Linked DNA regions of Homo sapiens: region 2 is linked to region 1. A link is a loop called in an ENCODE intact Hi-C map of the cell type or tissue named here. Cell type or tissue: mammary epithelial cell. All regions are shown on one strand.

The links. A loop is a pair of places that touch in the nucleus more often than their neighbours do. Peaks named below come from ENCODE experiments on the same cell type or tissue, not always from the same donor. Only the 100,000 strongest peaks of a DNase experiment are listed, where the experiment ranks them.
Region 2: a loop joins it to region 1, with 5 times the contacts of the local background. A loop is called at or near these places in 4 of 110 quality-filtered maps.

The regions. Positions count from the first base shown.
Region 1 is chr7:31,879,492-31,887,491 of GRCh38, reverse strand. PDE1C (phosphodiesterase 1C) reads left to right here. Exons shown (of 18, transcript NM_001191057.4): 3 at 6,632-6,745. Among named protein-coding and RNA genes, the nearest start is that of PDE1C, 190 kb to the left of the region's middle. In mammary epithelial cell, a CTCF peak has its summit at 4,991; a DNase peak (open chromatin) is centred at 3,491; H3K27ac peaks cover 2,565 bases.
Region 2 is chr7:31,934,422-31,942,421 of GRCh38, reverse strand. All of the region lies in intron 2 of PDE1C (phosphodiesterase 1C), which reads left to right. It also overlaps the pseudogene SNX2P2. Among named protein-coding and RNA genes, the nearest start is that of PDE1C, 130 kb to the left of the region's middle. RefSeq lists an enhancer at 2,998-4,197 and a silencer at 6,992-7,286. In mammary epithelial cell, a CTCF peak has its summit at 3,451; a DNase peak (open chromatin) is centred at 3,521; H3K27ac peaks cover 3,072 bases.

The DNA.
Region 1 (8,000 bases):
CCTAGGTACTAATTATTTTTCTTAAGTGAAAAAGTAACTGGAGTCCAGTAATTTATTTCAATCCATGTGTGCATCTGCTTTAAGCAGATGTAATTAGAAACTGTAGAAGTAAAATTCTCTTTTATTTATAGCATTAACAAAAGGTAAAAGCTACATAAGTAGGCTATTCTTGCCAGTCATAATTTTTGTTGGCACTGTTCTTGTTTTTGGTTTGATGTTCACTCAATGAGGAAACCGCATGCCCCAAAACAATGTCTTTCCCAGAAATTCTTAAAAGCAACCATCCATACTACCACTAAACTCACGCATCACTCTATCAAATTTCCATCATGTGAGAGAGAGTATTCACACTGTGCTGTTCAGAGTATCAGACCAGCCTGATTACAATGGAAACATAGAATTTTCCATCTCACTCACTATGTGTGCTCCTCTACTCAGCTGCTAGATTGATCTTTCTAAAATGCCAATCTCATCATTCTGTTCCTCCATTTTAACATTCTCCAGGGGTTCCCCATTATCTCCAGGAGAAAATTACATTTCTTTAGCTTGAGATTCTAAGTCTACTGTGGTGTAGTTCCTACCTTCTTCTGTTTTATCTTTTGACACGCCCCTGAATAGATCCGAATAGATCTATTCTGAAAAGATCCGAAAAGATCTATTCTGAAAAGATCCGAAAAGATCTATTCTGAAAAGATCCGAAAAGATCTATTCTGAATAGATCTGAATAGATCACTGCCTTCAGTCTGCTCTCTCCATGCAGAGTCTGCCGTTTCCCTATCCCATCCTCTGTGCCTGGCTGACCCCTACGTGGCCTTCAAAATGGCTCTGGTCAACTCCACTGGGGAGGGCTTTGTTATTAGAAGATTCCTCTCCTCTGTGCTTTCTTAGCCCCCATCACACCTCTGCCATTTCGCTTACAGTACTGCATTGTGGGTGCTGGTTAGCTTTCTGTCTTCCCTACCTGAGAGAAGGCACTGCATTTCCCCACTTTGTATTCCTAGAGCCTATCTCTCCCAGTGCCTGCACACAAAAGACACCCAATGTTGAATGTTTTTCAAGTGTGGCCATCTTAATCAGCTGTCATTAATTATAGAAACAAACAATGGCCAGAAAAATGCTTGGGTGACATCATTGGATGGCATTAAAGCATAAGACTAAAAGTCATGTTGGGGCATCCCATTTGGAAGAGTTGTTTTAAGTTATTTCCTATGGCATTTAGGTAAGTGGCAGAGGACAGGAGTGACATGGAGGAGGCAGGTGTATGAAAAGGACACAGAGATGAGTATGCTGTTCGAATACATGGGTGTGATGAACTGAAATGAAGTTTTTTTAATTCAAATGAGTTTTTAGGGCTCATGATCCATTGGGACATGTAGAGAAAGTACTGTAAAAGATCCAGTTCTCTCTCATATCCTTTCAAACAAAACAAAGCCTTTCTGAGACAGCAGTACTTGTTGGTTACACTGGCATTTTAGGAGCTGCCCCCCCATCCTCAGAGGGAATAACCTTGGGCAGAATAGACAAACATGAGAAAGTATGTTTCCATAGCTTCTTTTTATAGTTCATTTTTATTTGTGCAAAAGAATGAAATTCTAGTAGGGTCTAATGCTCAACAAATGTATATGTTTTCAAGGCATAGGGTTATAGGGCTTTCTGCGACCTCACTGGGGTGGGGAATAATGCCTAGTCCAGTATAAGGCAGTTTTCTAAATTATAAAGTTGAACCAATAAGTTGCTTTTTAATGAAGCTCACTCCATTGGTCCTAGGAATTATCTTTGTGGAAAAAAAAGAAATATCTCTCCTCCCTAACATCCTTTTAAATTACAAAATACAGTGCTCTGGCCTTTCCTCACATAGTTCCCCTCTTCCAACACCTTTGTGCATCCCACATGTTGATTGGTGTGGGGTCAGGGGAAGTCAGCATCCAGGGCTCGCTCTGGATCTGAGGGCACAGGGAACTGAAGAGATTCAGTATCTCATCATATGCCTTGCAGGTAAGAAGCATACAGAAAGCAAACAGTTTACGCCAAGAAATGCAAGAGTCATGAAAAGATGCAATGGCTCATCCACAATGAAATTGCACACTGTCTTAACTGAAAGGCATCTTGCCAAAGTTGGAAGGCATAAGCACTTCCTAAAATGGTGTTGCACTTCTATACTGGAACTATTATCTGGCAGCTGCAGTGACAGAAATGGATGGAGTGCTGGAAACTATGAACATTCATTCTCTCAGAAGAGAAATCTTATTAATATTATTATTATTTGTATATTTTCCTACTTCTTTATCTTCCTTCCTTGTAAATTTATTTCAAATGCTCATGAAATAAATTCCCCTTAGGTGTCCAGACCAAAAATTCCCCTGGGTAGTATTAAAACACCAGATCTCCATCTTTCCCAAAATATAGGCTGCAGCATACCATGGGACCTGGCCTCTGAGGACATTTGCCTTTTAGATGGAATGGATTCACATGAAAAGCATCTAGACAACTTTACTAGGAAAACAAAGAAGAGCAGTTGAGCCCTCTGGCCTCAGCTAGTCTTTTCCAGTTGAACAAAAATACTTTATGACATGGGTATGAAAGATCCTGGCTAATTTTCAGACAACCCTTCTTAAGATAGATTAAGATCTAAGGAATACCTTCACTATAATGACAAATAGAGAGGGGTCCTTATTCTCATGAACTTAAATTGGCCAATGATAAAAGAGCTAATTTGAAACTCTTTTGCCCAAAGAATAGCCATTTCACCAAGAGGTAGGTAGGATATGGCAGGGCAGGGCTGGATATTCCAAATGGAATGGATAAAGAGCTAGAGAAAGGTGGGCTGAGGGGCCTATGGAGCATAAGCACCTGAACACTATGCTAAAGCTCAACAGAATTTGAAAGGGGCATCTGGAATCACTAGGCTTTGTGTGGCAGCTACATAAAGCAGAAAGTTGGCAGCTGCAGCTTGTATCTGACATGGGTGACACCCAAACAGGAGATGGGTATATACAAAGCTGGTCACCACTTAACTCTTTTTAACAATAAGTTCTTGTAGTCTTTCTATTGTCATGTTTTTTTCTTTTTAAAGAAACTTCTTATTGTGTTGATTTGGGCTTTTACCTTTGTTTCAGAGATCTATGGGTTTTTTTTGAATTGTATTGAACACACAGCAGATGCTCCCTAAAATTCACTTCTGTTTCCATTAGTGATTTTTTTTTTCAAAAGTGAATCCTTTCACATTTTGAATGCTGTATTTTCTTCTGTCTTTATTGCTGCATCTCTTCATGAATTTTTTTTCTGTTTCATCATCCTTGAGTAAAGAAAGGTGAATGTCAGCTGGGTGTTCTTCCATAAACAGAGTGACGGGTTGTTCTAGGTTCCCTCACTGTCTGCCAGGAAGTTGATTGAATCTTCTGCTCATCTCATAAGCTGGAAAGACAGGGTTACATATAAATTTCTAGTGCCTCCCACGCATCCAAAAGGTGCATTATTTCTGTGTCATTTCCTCTCTGGATCTGTTGAAACCACTTGGCTAGGGTTTTGCTTTCTATTTACAGCTTCCTGTTGGGTCAGAACTTCACACTGAATGCATAAATGTGACTGCCTAATGTCTGCCTGGCACCACTGGTGACTACATCAGGGAGAAGCCTCTGAATGGCTGATTTTCTGCTAATTGTGGCACAAAGCCTGGGTCTCCCTGATGGAGCCGATTTCAGTGCTACTCATTGGAACAGCTGAGTGAGATTCTAAGTGAAGCTTTCCCTGAAGGCCCCACTCCTCTTCTGGCCCTGGGGTCCCAGCCCCCTGATCACAAGGTGATATGAGGCCCCTTCATGACTTGATTCTCTCAATACTGTGCTTTCCCAGGAGTGGGAATTGTTAAAAATTAGTGGCTATACATCCATAGTCCATATAATGTCCTTAATAATTCCAATTATTTTTCAACTGATGAGAATTAGCTTTTAGTTTGTAAAAGTGGGAGAGGAAGTGTTTGTATGAGAAATAGGAGATTGTCCTAGTAAAAGGAGACGTGTCAGCTCATTTTCATGTTTAGTTGTCCTTGTATTATCAGCATTTTATTTTATCTGTCTCTTCTTTCCAGAATCTTTTTAAATTACTTGTCCATTTGGTACAGTTTGAGTTAGTTAAATCTAGGTCATGAATCAACAATCCATTTAACTGGAGACTCACGAATTCACTCCCTTGGAAGACCACTGTGCTTAAAGTTTTTGTTTTTGTTTTGTTTTCTGGAAAGGATATGAATGATAAATTTTGAAGTTGTTGACACCTGAGAATGTATTTATTGGCTTCTTATGTACTTGGTAACTCTGTAGATGTAGATATAAATGTCTTGAAGTTTCCCATATTATTCTCAAAAATTGGTACTGTTATTAAATTGCTTTTTGATGTTTGACATGATAGAAGTAGATGGCCAGGACAATTTTTTGTTACTTTGTAAGTATTATATTTCATTTTCTCAAAGATTTTCAAGTTTGTTTCTTTATTCTTTGAAATCAAAAATTACAGTAGCATACATTTGATGTTTTCATTTACTTTTAAAAAATTGTATTTGATCCCTTTTCATCTGCTTATACAGGTTTTACTTTAGCCTAGGAAAACTTATTCAATTAAAGCTGCTTCTGTTGTTTATTTCCTAGGGAAGTTCTATTATAGGTAGATAGGATCTTCTGGCTTTTACTTCTATTACTCTTATAATTTTTCTCATCATTTTCTTGGTTTTTGTCATTTCCTCTTAGGTTCTAGAATTGAGATGGATTCTACTAGAGTTACATGTCAGTTCCTGATAGAACCTGTAAGCCCCAAATGGAGAGAGGCATTTTTAAGAAGTTTAATTTTACTCTTATGTTTGAGAGTAAACTTTAAAAAGTCTAATTTTACTTTCATTTTTGAGACTAAACTTTGAAAAGTTTAATTTTACTCTCATTTTTTCGTTTGGGAGTCCAAACAGCCTAGGGGATAGCTGGGCACCTTGAGGTGAGAATCAGAACTGGAGGCAGACTTAGCCAGGAATGTGTTTTGCTAAAGAGCTTCCAATCCTTATTTGGAGCAGCAGTCAGAGCTCCCTGCTGCTGTCTCCCCATTCTTTGGCAGGCTGGCTATCCTTCTGTGTGAGTGACTGGCATGCCCTTCCCTGCCAACTCCCTGTCTCGTGCTGCCTCTGAAATTCAGAACTCTTCCCAGTGCTGCTAATGGCATTGCCAAGGCTGACCTTCACCTCCAAGCCTGCAGGGGCCTCTGCTGATTTCCTTTGCATATTTCCGTTTGATATATTGCAGATTCGTAATTCAGGTAGATACTACCTGAATCTAATGTTATTTGTATTTTATATCATTGAAACTCCTGGAAATTATTTTATGGTTGACCCTCTTGCTTACTTTTTAAGGTTGATCCAAGATTTTTTCTCATTCTTTATTGTGGGTCATTTTCATGCAAATCAGGAAGGGAGTAGTCTATACCTTGCCATGAAGGCAACCTATTTGAGGATATTTTGATGTCAGGAAGGTGAGAACAGATTGCGTATACCAACGGGAAGTGGAGATTTGACAATCATTTTAAATATCTTGCTAGAATTTTTCTCATTTGGTTATCTGTGGTGATCAAAGTCATTGAATAATGACAATAGCTATAACGATTGCCTTTTCAAAGAACAACCGAGTCACATACTCTATATCAATTTCATTTAATCTTTAGGTCAACTTTAGAAATTTCATACTTTGCTCTTCATTAAGATAACACTCAAAGATGTTACATAACTTACCTAGGGTTGCACAGCTAATAAGTTATGAAGTGAGCTTCAAACCCCAGTTCGTCTTCAAAGTCTCTACTCTTTTCATTGCTGGTTATCAAACAGCCTGAAGAGTTGCCCAATCTCCAAATCTCTGTGGTATTTACAGTATTCTCAGTTACCGCATGTTGATCATCTGTAGTCATTTTATTGTTCTCATGAATACTAAGTCCTCTGTGCAGATAATGTTCATATAAATAACAGAAAAAACATGTTTTATTGCTTCTCTTGTATAGTCTGGAATTCCTCGGTTTAAAATCAATCCTCATATTTTCTTTTCTTTTTTAACTAGGGTATTTATCTCCTCTCAGAGTGATTTTTTCTGTCCAGTAAAACAATTTACTTTCATCTATTCCTTCTGTAGCCCTCTTGTGGTTCTCAGTGGTTTATATGTTTTCATCTGTCTTGGGACATGCCTGGGTCATGGGGCTGCCATTATCTGGGGCCACTGCTGGACCAAGTGCCTTCAACAGAGCAGAATCTCAAGAGGTATTTGGTGATTTTGCTGCTGGTCAGGCTTTACTACATCCACATAGAACAAAAAAGATGAAAATTTGAGAAAAAGCAAAATCATTGATAATTTAGGATTCATAAAGATAAAAGCTAGCTAGAAAGTATGGTCAGTGCCTGGTTGGAGAGAAATTTTTTCTTCTTACTTCACAATGGCAAAAATGTATACATTTATTTTATTACCTGCTCCTTTGGTCCCATAATTATTTTCCTTTCAGATGTATCAGAATAAGTGAGAATATTCGATGACTGTAAAATGTATCACCATAGTTGTAGGATTATTCTTTGTTTCCTCTATTCTAATGAAATTATGTCTTTTTATTTTTCTAGATTACGGTCTTTGGTCAAACAATTAGAGAGAGGGGAAGCTTCAGTGGTAGATCTTAAGAAGAATTTGGAATATGCAGCCACAGTGCTTGAATCTGTGTATATTGATGAAACAAGGTAAGCTAAAAATAACAAAAGAGATTAGTATAGTGATAGTAAATTTTCTCTTAAATGGCTTTTCTGAAATTGTCCCCCATGCCAGGAATGGGGTGACATTCAAATTACTCATCTTTGAGTTTTAGTTTCCACAAACAAAGAGGATAGATTTGGACAAGTCACTTACTCTCTGTACCGCCTCATCTATAAAAGGAGCTAATAGAACAAATCTCATATGGCCGCCATGACAAGGAAGTGAGATCATGAAAGAGGAGAAAAACGAATTTTTAAAAATCCACTAAGATTTTAAAAATCAGATATAGAGCTCCATTGTAATTATTGTATGTTTTTAGTGTTAGTCTAAAAATTGAGTTTATGTTTTAATTCATAATGTCCATTAGTAAATGGAGGCTCCTGAAGTGATCGAGAAGCATGTGTTCTCTTAAGCACCCAGCATTCCCTCTTCAGTCTTACGTATGTCGCTGATTTACTTAGCAGGTTTATTCCACTTGAATTATCTAAACGTATTAAAGCGGTTTCAGTTACTACATACGTTTGAAAGTTATAAAATTGCATTTCTTTTGAAAAATGTTGAAATGTTGAATACGAAAGGTGTGGTTTTTTTTCCCCCTAATTTAGACAGGCTTCTCTGTCAGTATTTGTGATGTCTTTTATTTGCCAAATTCCAATCTGAAAGTATTTCACAGTAATCTAAGATTTGTATGGTTTACTATTATTATTATTTTGCTGACACACTTGGTTTCTAATTTAAGGAAATTCGATATCATAGCTTTTTTCCAAATGTTATGTTTCCTCCGCTTACCTCCACCCCAATTGGTAAGTCTAAAGGAAAAAAAAAATCCAAACACCTTTACATTGGCAGCTACTTTTACTGATGATTTTTAGTTGGGTTTACTGTAAATATGACATGCTATTTTAGGTTTTATTTTAACATTGCTCTTTGTGTTCGATTCTAGTGGTCTGACCTATGAACAAGTTTGAAAAATCAGCAAAACACAGCTATTAGATGATTAAATCATTGTGCGCAAATAAAGAACTGCATTATTTTGAAAATTTTCCTTGAATTTAGACATTTAAATTTTGGTAGCAACCTGGAAAGAATCTTAATTGTCATCACTTAGGATCACTACTTCAGAGGACTGGGTTGCTGTGATTTGGTAAATACTTTGCAAAGTCTCTTAAGTATCCATTTATATTTTTAAACAAAATAACGTCACATGGTCCATCTATGAAATAATACAAGGCTCCCTGTGAA
Region 2 (8,000 bases), 55 kb before region 1:
GTCCTAAGTTTTAAAATCCACCCTTCTTTGGGGTAACTAAGGGCAGCATGAAGTAGCTGAGTGATGATAAAAGGCAGTTTAGGGGCATAATATGGGAGCTAGTGACCCTGAAACTGATACTTTTCCTGGAGAGCTTTAGAAGAATTCATGATTCAGATGGACACAAAACAGGGTACTTCATACAGCTTTTGATTTCTGCCCTGAGCTTTGAAACAAGGCCTCCACAAACTCCGGAACTTATGGAGCACACAGCCCTTATTCCTGAGGTTTCCCCATGCTGCTCTTAGGAAGACATTTAGTGACTGTCTTTAGAGGCGAATGAAAAAAGAAAACCCAGAAAGAAAGATTTCCTCCCTTCCTCCATATATTCATGTGAGTAGGTACCTGTTTCACAGAATGATATCTCATTTATGGTGTTGTTAGAAGTATTATCCTTTGTTTTGTGCATCTTTTGCTTAAAAATATCCCTACAGTATTTATTGTATAATTGAATCAAATAAAGTGACTCAAAATGCCACTTTGTTAGGATTAACAGTTTTCAAAAGACTTTCATACGTTATCTTGTTTGACCAGCATAGGAACCCTGAGGGGCTCACATTCTTGTCATAATATCACAAGTGACAAACTCTTTGTCTTAAGAAGGTAAGGGATGTGCCCAGGCCACTGGATTAAAGAACAGTAGAGATAAAATTAGAAGCCAGATTCCCTGACTCCTTTAGTCCAATGTTCAGTTCCTAAAATGTCTGAAAGGACTCAATTAGGAATAACGGGAAGTGGATGTTGGGAGGATAACTAAATACTTGTTATTGCCATATTAATTTAGAGTACAAACATTATTCTGTACCCCCTTCCTGGATCTGTCAAAGAACACAGGAGCAGACACACTCTTTGATTCAATTCTGGCAGCAATAACTGTAGTAGGGGTGATAGGGTGATTGCAGGAGAAGGTTACAAGGAGAGGGTAGGTTCCCTTTCTAGACTGTCCACAGAAACTTCTGTGGCTTTGGCAAAAAGATTTCTGTCATCATCTAGTACAACTTCTGAGGGTCTCGCACCATTGGAGTTTGTGCTTATATCTTCTGCAGGAAGATTAGCTGGTTCTAGGGCTGATGGACTTGACCCTAGGGTGAAGACAGTGTTGGTGAACAGGTCCCTCCAGTCAGGGGCTTCCCTCTTGCTGCCATCTCTGCTTGCTCACCATTATTGTCTTTGGTGTTTTGCTCAAAGAGTGTGTTTGTTAGGACCTTGTTTCCAAAGCTTTAGGGTAGCCAGAGCTCAGATCACTTTTGCTTTACTGTGGGATATTTACCTTGTGCTTTGGGTGAACAGCTTAGGTAGCTAGCTGCTTGGTGTTTTGAAATATCCATGTTTCCACTTAGAAGACTGGTGTTTTGTTTATTTTAATCTGTCATGTGCAGAAATGAGGCTTAACTGGGATAGATTTCCTATTTGTGTGTGGAGGTGTGAGTTGGAAGGTGTACACTTGGTCTGTTCTTGTAAGGGCTGAGGTGGGCAGAGCAAAGGGACCTGGAGATGGGGCAAGGATGGCAATGACTTGAAGGGTCTGTGTGTGTGGAGGGAGGAGGCCCAGTCAGGATGCTCAGAGTGAAACTGGATCCACCTGCTCACAGAGCGTGGCTGGGTTTCATTCATCTTGCCATTCATTATTCCTTACCAGAATTAATTATCAGTGCATGAGGACCAATGATGAACCAATCTGCACATAGATGGGTTTCTGTTCAGACACAGGGGGCTTGTTGCCCTTCAGGGAAGCTCTGCCTCATAATCACTCTTCTAAATGCCTCAGGGCACCCATCCCTATGGGTTCTGGGAGGTCCCCAGACTCCTTTGTCCCTTTTACTTCTCCTGCCCTGTGCATCTTCCTCCCTTCCCTGGGCCAGCAACACTGGCCTGTTTGTATTCTGGGGCTCCATTCTTTGGACTTCAGGCTTCTGTAGTTTTCTTCTAGCCTAAAAGAGGATGAATCATGAACTCTACCTTGCAGAGAAAAACTGGAAAATCATTCAGGGAGAAAACAGACTCAAGTCTTGACCATCTGCTTTTACAGCTACTGCCTCTGCTTTCATCTCAGACAGCTAAGCCTGAGCACCTGAGAGTATGTCAGAGGAGAAACTACAGCACAGGCAACTCCACCCCTCCAATACCGCTTGGTTGGGTAGGGCTAGAAGGAGACATTGTGGCACAATAGGAAAAGCCTGGGATTTGGAGTCAGATAGATATGAGTTCAAATTCTGTCTCTGCTAATTACTACTTTAAAATAGTTTCTAAACCCAGATCCAACCTAAATAAAATGAATCAGTCTCTCCAGGTGGGGCTTGAGCATTTGCGATTTCTAAAAACTTCCCCCGGTGATTCTAATGTGCAGCCAGAGCTGGATGCCATTAATCTGACATTTTGCTCTAGTTTGGGGAGATTTCCTAGTTTCCCAGATTCTGCACTGCACATCTCTCTGTGATGGTGGATACTCACTCTTTCTCCAGGCTGTGGGCAGCCAAACATGCCTCCTTTTTCTAAGACTCTCAGTTGGCCCTGACTGTACTGCTTTTTGGGAGTTGCCAATATTCTTTATCTTTCTAGATGACTTCATTGTGTATTGACCTTTGTTACATGCTCTCTTGAGTTTTATCCCTTCCTTTCTTTGTATTATCTTGATCAGTTTCTATCATAATTCATTGGTCTTTTTGGTAAAGAAGAGTTAGTGACTATCTTCTTTCCTAAGCAGGTCTTGATGAGTCAAGTAAAGTGAGAACTGTTCTTGGATGTTCTGAAGCTGCTTTTAAAATATTTATTTATATTCCTCATCTCTTATCAATTTCTTCTCCTTAAAAATCCTTTGTTTTCATTTATATTTTTCTCAACTCTCAGATTAACTTCTTATTTGTCTCATAAGATGCTTGTCAATATCCCTTCTGTGTTTTCTGATGATATAGTGACCCTCCCAGACTTCAACCAAAATCATATCACTAAATATTAAAAACAAAGGCAGGGTTTATCTTAAACTCGTGTGTTCCTTTTAACTCTTGTCAAATGAGAGCATTTGGATACAACCTTGAAGACTCAGCGGTGTGGTCTATTCATTGCTCACCCAAGTCAGTTACACTGAACTGAATAACCATGTAAATGATTTTGCTGCTCCTCCTCTTTCTCCTCCTTCTCCTCCTCCTCCTCCTTCTTCTTCTTCTGTCTCTCTCTCTGTGTGTTTAACAGAGAGATTCTTCTACATGAATTTTTAAAACCATAGCAACTGACTTGAAAAAATACAAATTAGACCAACCACCTAGTTTTGTCCTCGCACTGCTAGAGTAATAATTTTAAATTAAAATTTTTGCCAGCGCTTGAGCTTTTTAAATTTGGACTTCCTGAAGGACTTGGATTATGCTTCTGAATTGTCCTGTGCAATACCTAGAACATGCCACTGGGAGCTAAAAGTGCTTTGGTGCTGGAGGTGGTGAGGGTGCTGAGCTCTTGACAATGATGCTGTGTCATTAGTGCACTGTAGCTATAATTAAGGTTAAAAAGATACAATTTGCCATTGTGTCATTGAGACATGCAAGTGTCAGTTATTCATTCAACAAAAATTTGTGAATTATTGAGTAGTTTTATGTGCTAGGAGCTATGTGTCATTCAGTTATTCATTCAACAAAAATTTGTGAATTATTGAATAGTTTTATGTGCTAGGAGCTGTGTGTCATTCAGTTATTCATTCAACAAAAATTTGTGAATTATTGAATAGTTTTATGTGCTAGGAGCTATTATGAATAAAGATGATTCAACATAAATTTTTGTAAAGTTTCACAGTAAACTTTGATCAATGTTTTTATCGTTTTTGAATAGAGGTAGATACTTATAGTATTGCATACATGATTAAAAGGAAAGTATTCTAAGAGTAAATATCAGGTAAAAAGAACTTTCTACCAATAATATTGAATATGACTTTAAACAATTTGGTCTGACTCCTCCCTCCCAGCCCCCCACCCCTTCCAGCTTATCTGGTTTGCCTGCTCTCTTTTGAGATACTTTACAAGATAAAAGCTGCAGATAAATTATTTGGAATTACCCAAATATGTGAATGGTTTGGGAAACTGCATATTCTAGACCTTTGCAAACCAATTTTAGAAATTTTTAGATGCCTGTTAATTTTTTCCTAGGCTACTAGATTAATAACCATTGTTGAATCAGAAATGCATCCATCTTCCAAAATGACATTATTGCAAAATCCCCAAATTGCTTGCAATTCCTACAGTAGGCCCTAGATTGTATCTACACAGTGTGAAATGTACATGTGAGTAATTATACAGAAAGCTCAATCAGTATAGATCTCAGTCTGGATGATTAAAGACAAGGGCTTTCTCTTCATCTTAAGTGGGTTTATTTTAAATGAGTATAACATACCTCTATAAATAATGTACTTTTCAAGGCAAAGTAAACACTCTATTTATCTTGCATTGTTTGGGAATGGAGTGCCCATGTTAACAAATTTTACAAAAACTGAAGCTCGCCACTTCAGAAGCTTTTTGTGGAAACTATTTTGTAGTGAAAAACCTTGAATGTGTAGTTTTCATGTTTATGGCTCCTTCAGCATAATATGCTGAATAAAATGTGAGTTTCTTAATGGTGAGTATCATTAGAATTGGCAAATAGTAGTAAGCATAACTGATCTGTATAGAAAATTTTAAAGGCAATGAATAGTCCTGGATGTCTTTTGAACAGACTTTAAAACATTGTCTTTTTATTGCAAGTCTATTTGATGTGACTTGTTTTCTCATTCCTTCATTCGTGGAACTGTAAACCCAAAATAAAATTCTAGGCACCCCTAGCCAAAAGAATGGATCTTCCTCTTGGCCAAAGGGATCCCAAAGAAACCTGAAGAACTAGTTCCAGCCATGATGGGAAGGGAGCACCAGGACATGCCTGTTTATACTCTCCTCTCTTTGGAGTTTAGACACAATTGATCAGCATTAACATGAAAACAGAACTCTTATGACTGACAAAACAGACTTTTTGTAGCAGTAAGATACCAAATTCCAACCTGACTCTGGTATAGTACCACATAACACAGCAGGTCCTGAAAGAAATAAAAGTATTTTACCCCACAATATATTTCTTTGACATATTTTGAAATGGTCCTGCAAAGCTGTTTCTTGTCGGGGGAATTTGCGTTCTATAGAGACTCTCCTTCCATTACTAGTTTTTTTCCAGAGTCTGATGTCTTTTAAGGTCTGATAAGAGACAGTCACCATCTATTCTCTCTGAAGCCTTCTACAGGGAGGCTTTGTCTACATAACAAGAACCTTGGCTTCCACAATCCCCCCTATCTTAACTCAGGCTGACTTCAACTGTTTCTACAATTGCCAGTCAATAAATCTTTGAATTTACCTATGACCTGGAAGCACCCCTCCCAACCTGCCCATTTGGAGATGGGCAAACCAGTGATAGCTTACGTGTGTTGACGTATGTCTTTACCTGTAACTTCTGTCTCCCTAAAATGTATAAAAGCAAGCTGTAACTCAACCACACCTTGTGCACATATTCTCAGGACCTCCTGAGGCTCTGTCGTGGGCTGGCTCTTAACCTTGGCAAAATAAACCTCTAAACTGATTGAGACATGCCTCAGATCCTTTTTGGTTTATAGAACAAATATTTATAGTGTGCCAGAACTCTTTGTATGCCTAACTTCAATACTTCTTCTCTCTACCCCTTTAAAATTCCTGGTTTCTAATCTGTGATGAGTCATTAAACCAGAAAAGCAAAGTGACTACACTTGTATGCAAAATAAGAATTAATAGGATCCTTGAAGTTCTAAATGTCCTGTTTGATATCATCATGTTCATAAGGTTTAGTACATGTCCTTAGTGGGGGATGCTATTGGCACGTCCTGCTCGCATGCTTGCTCATAGATGTGTGTCTGATGCCTGTAAGTTTGGGATAAATGAGGTGTTATAACTTTTTAGAGTTTTTTTTTTTTTTCTTCTCCCTGGAAGGAATGAGCTTAGAATACCACAGGTGTGTGTTGTAAGGGCATATTGTTGAGTTTGTTTTCTCAGGAATTGGGAAAAAACAATCCTTTCCATTGGCTTTTTGTAGCATCAGCATCAATGCAGTTTGGGTGTGGTAGAAGCAAAGACATGGATACATGTTACTGTCTATCCCAACCCACATGATAGGTTTTATGGACCATTCCCTGCTTAATAATGACTCAACAAATGTTGAGTATATAGCCATGTGTGATTCCGTCTTTAGATCTTTATAAAAATATACTTTTTGATTGGAAAAAAACTTATTTGTCAGATCCCATGTCCCAATTTTTGGATTGCAGAATATGGTCACTTTTGGAGTAAAAGTGGGAAATGGCTGAAACTTTGATAGAGGTTGCTGTGAATATCTTACAGACGGCATTCCCTCCTATGTTCCCCTGTGGGAAGTGGAGGGAAGTTTCCTCCCTTTATCAAAATGTAAGAAGCTGGGTAATAAGTCTTGTGAGCTCCACCCCTCCCCAGTTCCCACTCAGTGTCAGGAGCACTGCTGAGGCTGCTGCTACTGCTAGCATTGTCTTCCTTTCCTTTCAGCTGCTGCTTGGTGACGTTAGACCCTGATAAATAAGAGGACCCAGAGGCAAAGAGACTTTAGTGCAAGGGTCATTCTTCGGTCCCCCATAGCATTTTATTTATACTACTCTTAGCACATGCATCCTAACTTTAATTTATGTTAGTTACGCTGACCGGATTGTAAACACCTCTGAGACAAGGGACTGAGTCTTATTTTATTATTATGCGTGTCTCCAGGCCTAGCATTGGGCCTGCTGCAGAGTGGGTGCTGGCAAATGAATGAATGAATAATTGAATGAATGTGCGCTTGTATCATTGAAAGCTCTCCCTGACCTTCGCATTGATGGATTTTTATTTGTCCTGAGAGCTTATTTATAGGTTTTCCTTTCAGGTGTATGAACTTTAGTGTGAAAAGCAAGAGTTAGAGAAGGATGAACTTGTGCCCTGAAGTCAATAGGAGGGAGGTTCTGTAAAAGGGAAGTGCAGGCCTGGGGCAAGGGGCAGAGTTGAAATAACTGACTTAATTTGTAAAGGAAATGGAGAATGCCCCAGGCTCAGGGCTGTCAGCCAAGTGGGTTTTCAAAAGCACTGATTTCAGTTGAACAAAGGAATGTTGTGTCAATATGAGAAAGTTTTTATCGTTTTCATCTACTCAGGCTGCCTTCTCTTCACTATTTCTGTGTCTTGACATTTTAGAATGGATAGACCCCTGTATCAACGCTAGCACTATCCATGTTCTCTTACTAGAGAAGGCATTCGAGTTTTTGTTGCTTTTGTCATAATGGAAGGTTATAAGATAAAAACAATTTGTTAACTTGATATTTTTGTCCTTACATGTATGTTCTAGAAATGAGATTAGTTTAACAATGTAGCACTATCACTGTAGTTTTAAAATGAAATTGGAACATAATCACTCATTTTCTTCCATTTTCTCCCCATGAAATTGTAATATTGGAAAGAGAATTCAGTGTTGGAGGAATTTATTTTTTTGTAGAACTATATTTTCATGATTTTCTGGCCCACAGAGATCCTATAAAAGAACGGCAGGCAAGCCTGAGCATCAGTGACTCACAGAGCATTCAGTGCTCCAACTGACCTTGAGTAAAATTTCTGGGCATTTAGGAGAATGATGGCATAAGAGGAGATTACCCTTCCTCAAACGTACCACAAATCAGATAACTTTACAGTGTTCCTACTATGAAATTTTAGATTATGAGGCAAGAGTCAGACAGTTTTGCCGTATAAATCAGACCAGTATCAACTCACGTAAGCTAGTGTGATTTTTTTTTTTTTTGTATTGGTGGTGCTAATTGAATTTGCTGGAAATGTTTATGTAATAAATTTTCTACTTTAAAGATGCTGTGCCAGGAGCATAAACTAGTTTCAGTGCAAAGCATGTTACACAGAGAAAGTTGCCACTGGAATGAATGACAA